Regions from separate parts of the Mus musculus genome. Here region 2 is linked to region 1. Evidence: chromatin loops called from intact Hi-C (ENCODE). Cell type or tissue: left cerebral cortex. All regions are shown on one strand. Each heading gives the region's core, and the rest is flanking DNA. Links, peaks and the distances in the headings are about the cores only.

The links. Peaks named below come from ENCODE experiments on the same cell type or tissue, not always from the same donor. Only the 100,000 strongest peaks of a DNase experiment are listed, where the experiment ranks them.
Region 2: a loop joins it to region 1, with 2.9 times the contacts of the local background. A loop is called at or near these places in 2 of 42 quality-filtered maps.

What each region holds. Positions count from the first base shown.
Region 1 is chr15:90,246,628-90,252,017 of GRCm38, forward strand. No RefSeq gene overlaps it. Among named protein-coding and RNA genes, the nearest start is that of Mir7648, 25 kb to the left of the region's middle. In left cerebral cortex, for the core only: a CTCF peak has its summit at 3,224; a DNase peak (open chromatin) is centred at 3,237.
Region 2 is chr15:90,599,588-90,604,977 of GRCm38, forward strand. Cpne8 (copine VIII) reads right to left here. Exons shown (of 20, transcript NM_025815.2): 6 at 2,226-2,302. Among named protein-coding and RNA genes, the nearest start is that of Cpne8, 77 kb to the right of the region's middle. In left cerebral cortex, for the core only: no CTCF peak of the experiment used is centred there; DNase peaks (open chromatin) are centred at 3,014, 4,214, 4,491 and 5,209.

The DNA of each region.
Region 1 (5,390 bases), core at 148-5,147:
ATAAAAGATGCAGCGTTTCCTTGTTTTACTGTTACTACTCCTCATTCATGTTGCCGGCATTGGGACAATTGTCTGCCACGTGTCTTAACTTGTGGAACCTATAGTGCATATTGGGAAGAGAGGTTTTCCTTAGCTCATTTGACCTGACTCCTAATGGGTCAATGTTCTAATATTTTTGTTGGGGGATTCATGAACTAAGGAAATATATTCAAGACAGTCTCCATACTAAATCAAAACTTAGTAAATTGGAAGAGAAAGTCCAAAATATACAGGGAAAAAAAAATGAAGAAGCCCTTCCTGTTCCTGCATCGGCAGAATTCATACTGTAAAAGTGGCTATATTTTTGAAAAGTCATCTACAGAGTCAGTGTACTCACCATCAAAATTCCAGTGATATTCTGCAAAGAACTAAAAATGATGAAAATTCATATGGAAACATAGAGCACGAGTATTCAAAGTAATCCTTAGTATTAAAAAAAAAGGAAAAGAATACCTGATCTTAAATAATAATACAAAGAAAAAGACAACATGGTATTGGCACAGGTATACCAAAGGAACAGAATAGAAGATTCAGAAATAAACCCACCCATCTATATTATATTATATTATATTATATTATATTATATTGCCATGTGTTAATTACACATAATATTGCATTTCATCAGGACACTTTCATGCATGTATGTAATTTACTTTGGTCATGTCTTCCTCCACGCATTTGCTCCATGGTCCTTTCCTTTCCAGCCAGTCTCAGTTCCACTACCATATCCTTATGTGAATGTATATGTGTCTTAGTCGATGGTCCAATGCTGTGAAGAGACACCGGAACCACAACAACTCTTATAAAGGAAAGCATTTAATTGGGGCTTGATTACAGTGCAGAGGTTGAGTCCCCTCTCAGGATGGCCGGAAGTCTAGTTAGAACCATAGTGGGAATTCTGGTGGGAGGCATGATGGCATGCAGGAAGACATAGGTCTGAGAGTTCTATGTTCATATCTGCAGGGAGCAAGAGAGAGACATCCTCTGGACTTGGGTAGGGCTGCTGAACCCACAAAGCCCATCCCCAGTGAACACACTTCCATCCATAAAGCTACAACGACCTCAACTAAGCCCCACCTCTAATCCCTCTAGTAGTGGTTGCCACTCCCTGATGACCAAACATTTTCATTCAAACTACACAGTAAGTGATCCACTGAATTTAATTAGAGTTGCTTACAAAAGCACGGGTGAAGGCAGGCTAAAGTACTACAGAACAACTTAGCATAGTCTACACCACTAGGGAAAAATGTCTTTACATCTGGCAGCAACTATCAAGTGCAGGTGTATTATTCTCAGGACTGAATAGGGATCCATGATCCACCCCCCCCCTCCCATCTAGGATGGAGTATTGATGAGCTCAAATCTTCTGTGGGTCTTATGCTGATAACCACAGTTGCTGAGAGCTCAAAGACACACTGCTGTGTCATGCCCAGAAATAAAATGCTCTACAACCCTCCAGCTTCCTCTTGACTCTCATGTTCTTTCTACACCCTCTTCTGTGATGTTCTCTGAGCCCCGAAAGGGTGCTAGATGTGTTCCCCTTCGGGTTCTGCTTTCAACACTCAGTGAATGTCAGTTCTTCGAGCAGTTATGCGTTTGTGAAGTAACCACTCCTCACTACTCTCAAAGTCTCTCTCTGTACAAGGCTGACAACAGCATTGATCTGTGGACATAAATACAAATGTTTAGAAGGTGATTTTGCAGGCATACCCTGTTGAGTTAGCAGAATAGAAATAGGGTAGTTCTCAACCGGGGTCTATGAACTTCCTAGCCATGAGATTTTGAGCATACTTTTTGTTCTAGATGTGAAGGCCTCAAATCCAGGCAAAGAGCAGCCAGTTACTCCAATATCAGATTTTCTATTATTGCATAATGACATGCTCTACTGAACGTGTCTTGCCTGGCCCATCAGTGATGTGGAATGCAGGATTCTAGTAAGAGTGTTGATAGTTATTCTCTAGCAGTCTGCAGAACACTTCTTGGCTCTGGAACACTAGCCAGTAGTTAGGAAGTTTCCAGCCTGATGCAAATATTTGACAAAAGTCCCAAAGCATAATCTGGGGGGTGGACAAATTATACTGGCAAAATTCGGTACCCTCCTGTAGAAGAATGAAGATAAATCCATATGCCTATCTCATCAATTCAAAGTGGACTTTAATTTCAAACCTGAAACTGGTCAATGATAACATGACTTCAGGATGCAGGTGTGTGCAAAAACTTGACTGGACAGGTCAAGAAGGAACAAATTGAAGCACATGAAACTGAAAACTTTATGCATAGCAAAGGAAACACAGTAGAGCAAACAGACAGCGTGGAGAAAATGTGTGCCAGCGATCCTTCAGACAGAGGATTAATTTCTATAGTATATATTTTTAAACTGCAAAAAAAAAAGTGAATGTTTCCCCAGTTTGTCAATCAACAAGTGGAACAATGAAACGAATGGGTAGTTCTCACAAGAAGTAATATAAATGACCAATAAATATATTAAAAAACTGATCTCTAGCCTTGTCCATCTGAGAAATGCCAACTAAAACTGCCATGAGTCCATCTCACCTTAATCAGGATGGTTATCATCAAGAAAAGATACAGCAACCTTGGCAAAGAGGTGGGGAAAGAGGAACCCTCCTGCACAGCTGATGGAGGTTTACTAGCCAGTATGGAAGTCGTATAGCACTGTCTCAGAAAGTTAACATTGTAACGATTGTGACCACTGTCTGGGCATGTAGCCAGAGGGTACTGAATCCCAGAGACGCTTGCAGGTCTGCATTTAAGACTGACTTATTCACAACAGCAAAGAAATCTCAATCAGCCTTTGTAAACATATGGATAACGAAAATGAGGCTACATTTTACATATACACAATGGGGCTTTATTTAGCCACAGACAACGTTCTGAATCCTCAGTAAAATGGATGGAACTGAAACACGTAAGTGTGGGAACAGTCTCAGAAAGACCAACACCACTGGTTCTTTCAAAGGTCTTATTTTAGTTTTGTATATTTTGTATGCATACATTTATGAAAATGAGGAAGGTATGTGCTAGGAAATTAGGAATGGGTTCATGAGAGGGGGAAAAATACTTTCAGCAGATAACATTTTAGCAAATGCTATCTAGGTGAACTTCTCCAAAAGTCATTGACTGGGATGTTAGTGTTGTAATACTGCACTCTAGCCACTAGCTGGCACTGTATATCTGCTCTCACTGTGGCCAGAGCCAGGTGAGATAATTCCAGCTATTCCATAGTTTTAGCTGTCACCTACCTAGGGAAACCAGAGGCCCGTGGAAGCTTTCCGCTTACAAGTCTCTTAAATACAGTGCCTCAGAAGGAAAAAAATCCATGTCCAGAAGGAAAAGAATATGCATGCTTAAGTGAACACCTCAATAATGATGCCATTCACTTAATGATGCCTCCCGGCAAAGGAGGGCAGCAACAGCGGAGCGAATGTGAGCATACAGGGGTTTATATGTGAAAATGCCACAATAAAACTCACTTTTATATACTAGCTAAATAAAAAATGGCATGATATTTCTGCCAATATAGGTTATGTGAAGACTACATTGTTATCTTCACTCATCCTGGTTTAAGTGTTAGGAATGTTTGGATGGGATTATATGTGTGTGAAACACGTGGAGTTCCCGTTCAATTGGATGAGAAGAGTCCAGTCACCGGGGCTCTTTATGTTATGGCCAAGGAGCTGGTTTACACTTGTGTCTTCTAACTGCGTTTTCTGTACTCATTACCGAAGATAAAACACGTGTGTTTAACTGAACAGGGTCTTCTTCATCAAGTAAGAAGAGTAAGGAAGCGAAATGGTGATCCAGACAGTGAGGCTTGGATCCGGTCGGGAATATTTGTAAAATTTCATAAAAGAGCATACATTCATGGCTAAAAAGGGAAAACAAGAGTCAACCTACTGATCACTTAAACGACATGCAAATTAAGCTCGAGGAGATAGGCGACTGCAAAAAGCAGAACACGGAGTCACCTTGCATACATCCAAGACCAGTTTATCAAATGACCTTAGAAAACTGATTACTGTAAACCCCTAAGCAGTGGACCCATCCCTGGGTATATGTGTGAGAGGAGTTAGGGTCTGTCCGGCAAAGGGCACAAAACTTCAGAGCAGAGTTTTCGACATTACTACAGTAAACTGGAACCAATCCCTATAGGCTCTTGGGGGGTAGGAAATACATAAATTATAGTCCAGCTGCACGCTAATAATATTAAATAGCACTGAGGACAAGCCAGCACTCACCAGTGTGGGCTCAGGGAACACGGTGGGAGAGGGGCAGGAGCTTGTAAGAGCCAGAAGATCAGAGAATCTGCTGCTGTGAGATCGAGTGTCCTGGAAATGAACGGAAGATTCACCCATGAGATCACAGCAATATGGCTACCAAATGAGACTGAGCAAGGAGACGCCTATGGAAGAGCTAACATAGAAGGAGCAGATCTCGCGGCATTCCACCCCTCAAGAAAGAACGACAGGCAGCTAAAGGATGCTGAGAGCGGGAGACTTAGTTCTCACAGGTGATGAGCCTTTAACGATTTACCCGCCCGACACCAAGTAGTTAGCTCTGAAATCTCCTATATACCAGAGACACTAACAGGATCCTTCACTTTTCCAGTCAGTGCTCTCATATAAGTGAAGGTATCTTTCAAGGCTAAACTCCCATTGAAGATCAGTCAATTGTCTTTTGCAGACTTGGGTTGGTTTGGTAACCTCACCAGACGGTTGATTCAAAGACCCTTAAGCCACACTGAGAAATTTTTAGAAGTCGTAGCTCTACATGCCCTGTGCTGCAGAACTCGAGCTTTTCCTGAGGTAGAAAGAAGAAGGCCCGCCTTGAATTTTAGTTGGGTTCATTTTCTGTCACCTGTGCTCATATGATTTACCAATAAGTGTAGAGTGGTTGCTCCCTCCTGATCTCTTGCTCCTCTTAGCACAGGATCACTGTAACAAAGCAGTTTGATAACTTGTAAGAGTCATTGACATCAGAGTCAGGGGACACTGAGTAGTGCTATGGGGTCAAAAGATCACTTTTTGCGTCGTTTCTTTCGCTGTACCAGTAGTTTAAACTGACTTGGTGTCTACCCAAGAAGAGTAAAGACCTACCTGGGCTCATGGCTTGAGTTTTCACCCTATAGTCACTTGTCCTTACCACACCTAAGCCATAGTGAAGCAGAGCTTAATGCTGTGCGGAGAAAGGAGAACAAAGTGTCTTACCTCATGGTGGGTAGGAAGCTACAAGATGGACACAGGAAGGGCCAGAGCAGGATACATCCAACCCTAAGGACTTTTCCCTCCTGGCTACCAAGTTAGGTCCCATATTCCAAAGTCCCCAGCATTTCC
Region 2 (5,390 bases), core at 215-5,214, 350 kb after region 1:
GTTGTCTGCATTTTCCAAATCCCATAAAGCACAATGATTGGAATCCACGCTCATCGTATCTAAGGCCCTGCCTTATTAGCTGCCCAGCCTCAGTACCACTTAGCAAACCCAATAGACAACTAACTCCACAAAACCAATGCAACTCAATAGCTACTGAATCCACTCTACATCCGAATAGTGTTGCAATCGTTACCCTACCTCCTGTTACCTCTTAGCGTGAATTGACATTTGTTGGTCTCTTCGAATAGGAATTTCAAGTCATCTGAACCAAGGGAACAGCCTGATGCTGTGCTAGAGTCATTACACACCTCAATGGATACAATCATCTCAACTTAAAAAAAAAATGTCTAAGAACTAACGAAAACGCTTTGCAATTAAAGCGTGTTTTAAAATTGGAATGATGGTTGCCTTTTACGGAGGAAACTAAAACGTTAAAAATTTTCCAATAAGATCAACCACTTTAAATTATGATTGCCAGTTTATAGAAAGCACCATTCCCAACTTCTCTCATCTGAAATGAAAACTTGATACTTTACTGTGAATGCTTTCTCTTGAAAAATATAAAAGATACATTGTGTAATGGGTTTTTTTTTTAATTGAAAAAACAAAGTTAGATTTCATGCTATTCTAGGAACCCTTATGCATGCTAAAAGTTGTTTGGCAAGGACATGATATAACAATTAAAGGCACTCAACACTGTTTACTTTGAACCTTACTTTACAGCTTTCTGTTCAACGGCATATTGGGTAGTTTTATTTTGTAAAAGAATCTCACATTATACCCAAGATAGCCTGGAACACTCTCATTACATATCCTAGGCTAGCCTGGAACACTCCTTTATTCATCCTAGGCTAGTCTAGAACACTCTCATTACATATCCTAGGTTAGCCTGGAGCACTATTATTATTTACCCTAGGCTACTCTAAATCATTGGCAATCCTCTTCCTCCCTTATGCTCCATACCTGGCTTTATTAAACACACTAAACTGAGACTAAATACATTTTACTTCTAAACACCAAAGTCCTATAACTAGATGGAAATGAATTATGCATAACAGGAATATTTAAAGGGAAACCGTTAAATCAAAATCCTCAAACATATTTGGTAATGATTTCATATAAAAATCATGGTAAATAAACGAAGTTACAATGAACAGACACCCCTAGTTTATTAGCTAAGAGGTTTTGTCTAACACCGGCATACACCCTGCATCAAATTTTATACAGAAACACGAGAAATAGGAAATGGCGTGTTCATGTACCTGAGGCTAAAGAAGAACAGAGTCACTTTGACCATATTTATTTTGTGAGTTTGAGAATAAAATAAGACAGGGGTTAAATTTTTCCTAAAGTTTAGGCTTCATGGCTAGTTCTCAGTTGCTGAACATTTTTTTCCTAGATCTCCAAACAATTATGGAATTCCCATCTATTGGGCACTGGGGGTGGCGGGGTGGTAGCCTCTTCAATTCAGAGTGGCCATTGACACAGAATCTGGCTGGTCGCTCTTACCCCAGGGAAAGAGGGACAAGCATAAATGTAATCAGACCTTCACTTGAGACTCCAGCCCCTTCACCTGGTCCCACAAGTGACACACACTGCTGTTCCAGCTGCAGGTGGTCTCGGGAGGGGCTGGATGCACAGGACTTGGTACAGCATTCGGAAGTCGCCACTGAGGTGGGACTTCTCTTTGGCTCGGCTGTTCGGGCATCAGTGGAAATCTGTAAGTACCACCAGCCCATGTTTCTGTAAGCCCGACAAACTCATCCGTTCACTGACAATCTCTTTGGTTTGTCGCTGATGCTCTATTGGAATGAACAGGTTGTTTGTATCCCCACACCCCTACCCTTGGGAAAGTCATGTAACGATTAACTATTAAAATCTCAATAATGCCAAGTACATTTATCGAACAAACGGTTTAAAAGTAGTGCTATGCATACTTCCTGACTTAAAGAAATGTCTTGTTTCCCATAAAAGTAACAATTTAAAGTACATTTTCTTTCAAATCCGATCAATTCATCATCTGAGAATGTTTTTTTTTTTCTGCATACTATGGCTGCTGATGCACATTCATTACTAAGATGTCAAAAGTGGTCACTGGAAGAGAAAATCCCAATAAAAAATTTAAAACTCTCTTTTGTTTTACAACCACATATATTCATGAGTTCCAACCTGCTAACACAAACGCCAGAGATGACATGTCACTGTCTGAATTAAAAAGTACTTACACTATTGGCTTTTCCAGGCGACTTCCCTGTGAACCAACAATCTCCCCCAATGTACAAAACACTTGTCCCAGAAAGTCCTAAAATAGATAAGAGGATTAAAGCTCATATACTCTCACACTGATGTGCAACAGATATTTCGTGCATCACTTTTGCATTGCTTTCAGTACTGAAATACAGAATTCTCAATTCCAAAAATAAAATAAAATAAGCCCAATATGAGTCGACTTAGGCATGTCACTCTCCTCCAAGTTCACACGCTATGTCATACTTCAGTCACAGAACCAGTTTGCCGTTTTGAGCTTCCAGATTCTGCAGTGTCACGAGACCCACTGCTCTGCCACTGTCTGGATGCACAAACTGAGAGAGCAGAGCGGGTGTCAGGAAGAAGCCCCATGCTCCAGGATAGCCTGGATGCTTTCTGAGATCTTCGCTATCCTAACAGCTCTGCAGGGCAGAGCTCCATACAATGAATGGCCTAAGGGAAGCTCTGTGAATGATGTACAGACACCAAATATGACGTTTCATTTTTTTTTCCCAGTAAAATAAGTCTACAAATCTACTTGTTAAATGTGCAAGGTGTGGTACTGAGTTCACTAAAGTTTCAGAAAAAATAACTTCTCAAATTAAGAAAGAAAAAAAAAGAAGAAGCCAACTCATGCTACAGATAAGTAAACTGGTGTTTGACGTAGGCAACTTGCTTAGAACCGTGCTGAAAACCCAGAAGATGAATGTGAGGCTCGTTAGGGTACTATGGCCAGCCATGCGCTGAGAGTGGGAGCTCTGGACTCAGATACACAAAACGCCAACGGGCCACAGAAATAAAATCCCTCATTACTCAGTGAGGGGAAAACAAGAAAACGTGGCGGATGGTGTTCTAAGTCCAAATAGGAGTTTTCCTCGTATAGATTAGGAAGGAAGCCTTGAGAGGCACTTGGGGTCAGACTGAACTGTTAATCCTAGAGGAAAGATCAGACTACACGTGTGCAAAGAAACGAACTCAAGTAAGGAGGAGTGGAGGTGAGGAGCCCGGACCAGGAAGACCTCTCTAGGCTGGACAAGTGGAAGCAAGCAGGCAGTGTAGGTCAGTGCAGGGACAAGATCAGAGCAGAGTCTGGTCAGGACAGCACGCCTCTAGTACTTGCTCAGATCACGGGCTCGTGACAGCAAAGGTTTTGCACTCAGGAGAGGACAGTCGCTAATATTAAGCAAAGTGATATAAGATCCAAGCCAAGGTTGCAATGAGTGGTGGGAAACAGATTTGGTGAACTGGCCCTGTGTGTGGCAGGGCCTGGAGGCAGAAGGGAGCAGTCCGGAGACCCAAAAATTCACTGGAAATCTAGAACTTGATAACAGATAAAGAGCTGTACTATCTTAAAAATGTAGGTCTTTTAAAATTTGTTTTTTAGTGCACAAAGCAACTGTAATCCTTATTATAAATTATTAATTGTTAAACTCATATTTAAATTGAAAACCATTAGCATATTGTGTCGATTTCAATATATATTTAAAATACATGAGAAGTGGAATAAAGCTAAAGCTATGTACAGCTGAATACTTGGCCTTCCAAATGCTTGGTATTTGGAAAATCAGCTACAGAAAAAAAAAAAAAAAGGAGCACTCTAGAACTCTTTACTAAGAATATTTATATCAATGAGCTACAGCAAACACGTTAAGTGGATTCTGTCAATGGACTAGGTAGGATCAGAAAAAGCTGTAAATTATTGCACAAGGGAACACAATAGAACACAATAGAAATAGGTGGCAGTGTACACACCTACCAGCAAACAGGGGAGCACCATTGTGTTAATAGATGGAAAATCCAACTAGTTAAATCAATAAAATGTGTGCTACTACCTACATTGTGAATCTATGAGAATCCTGCTTCCTCATCCCATCCCATGTTCGCAGCATCCCTGGGTGTGTACTGCATTTCTGAGTGTGCACCATTCTAAATCGAGCAACACATTCACTACTCAGCACACAATATTTACTAAGCAGTCAGGAGGTGGGAGACTTCTATTCAATGTGTGTTTTAGCTGGCTTAATGGCTCACATCTGCTATGCATTTCTACAGTACGCCCATGTGTAAATAATTAGTGTCTTTCAGTGGGTATTTTTAGGGTTTTTTTTTTTTTTTTGGCTGTAGGTAGAGATGGAAATAAAAACAAGCTACACGCTACACCACAAACTGTCTCACTGTGTCTTAGGCTGGTGCTGTGTGACCCAGTTGTGGAATCATTATAATTAGATCGTGATGATATTTCCAGGAATAAATGCAGCCTCTTCTACAACACTACACCCCTACAGACCAAATCTAGCTGGGAGAATCTTAGGCGGCTGAGAAATGCTTTAATGTAGAACATAATAATGGCTACTGGATTCTCCCTAAAATGACAATGAGAACAGTAAGAATTTATTAAATTCATTACTTTATAATTTATGTGGGTTCATAATATAAATTATACAGAAACCCATTCTGTTCATACCTAGGATTCATTGAAACTTAAAATATTTTCCTAAATAATCCTCCCAGGAATACATGCGGTAGGAATTATTATGTCCATTTTGTAGATCGGACTACTGAGGTATAGAAACATCGTTCAGTTTGTGTATGAGTGCAGACAACAAAGACCTTTGTGATTCTATTCAAAGGTACTTTGTTATATTTTAAACTCACTGATTGTATGTGTGTGTGTGTGTGTGTGTGTGTGTGTGTGTGTGTACGCTCACACCATAGTATGTATGTGGAGATTGGAAGATAGTTGAAAAGAATCATTTCCCGCTTGCCGACATGTAGCTCCCAGGGCTGTCCTGGCAGCAAGCTATTACCAGCTATTACCCTCAATCTACTGATGGCAAAAAATAAAAGCGAGATCAAAACAGGAAGGAGAGGAGAGGCGAGAGCAGCAAGGGGTGGATAAGAGCAAGAATAAAAAGCAGTGGCTAGCTAGCCAGTGGGTGTGCTCAGATTATCCCTGCAGCAATCTGCATCTACATTTGTTACTACTGAATGACTCAAAGTCCCTGCAACCTGAGTCCTGTTAATTATACAAAACACACTGGTTTCTCTCTTCCATCTTAGGTCTAGACACAGCATCATATTCTTATTCGTCCGATTTATTGTTTTAGTTATTTCTTAAGTATGAAGAACTGATGAGTTCTGTT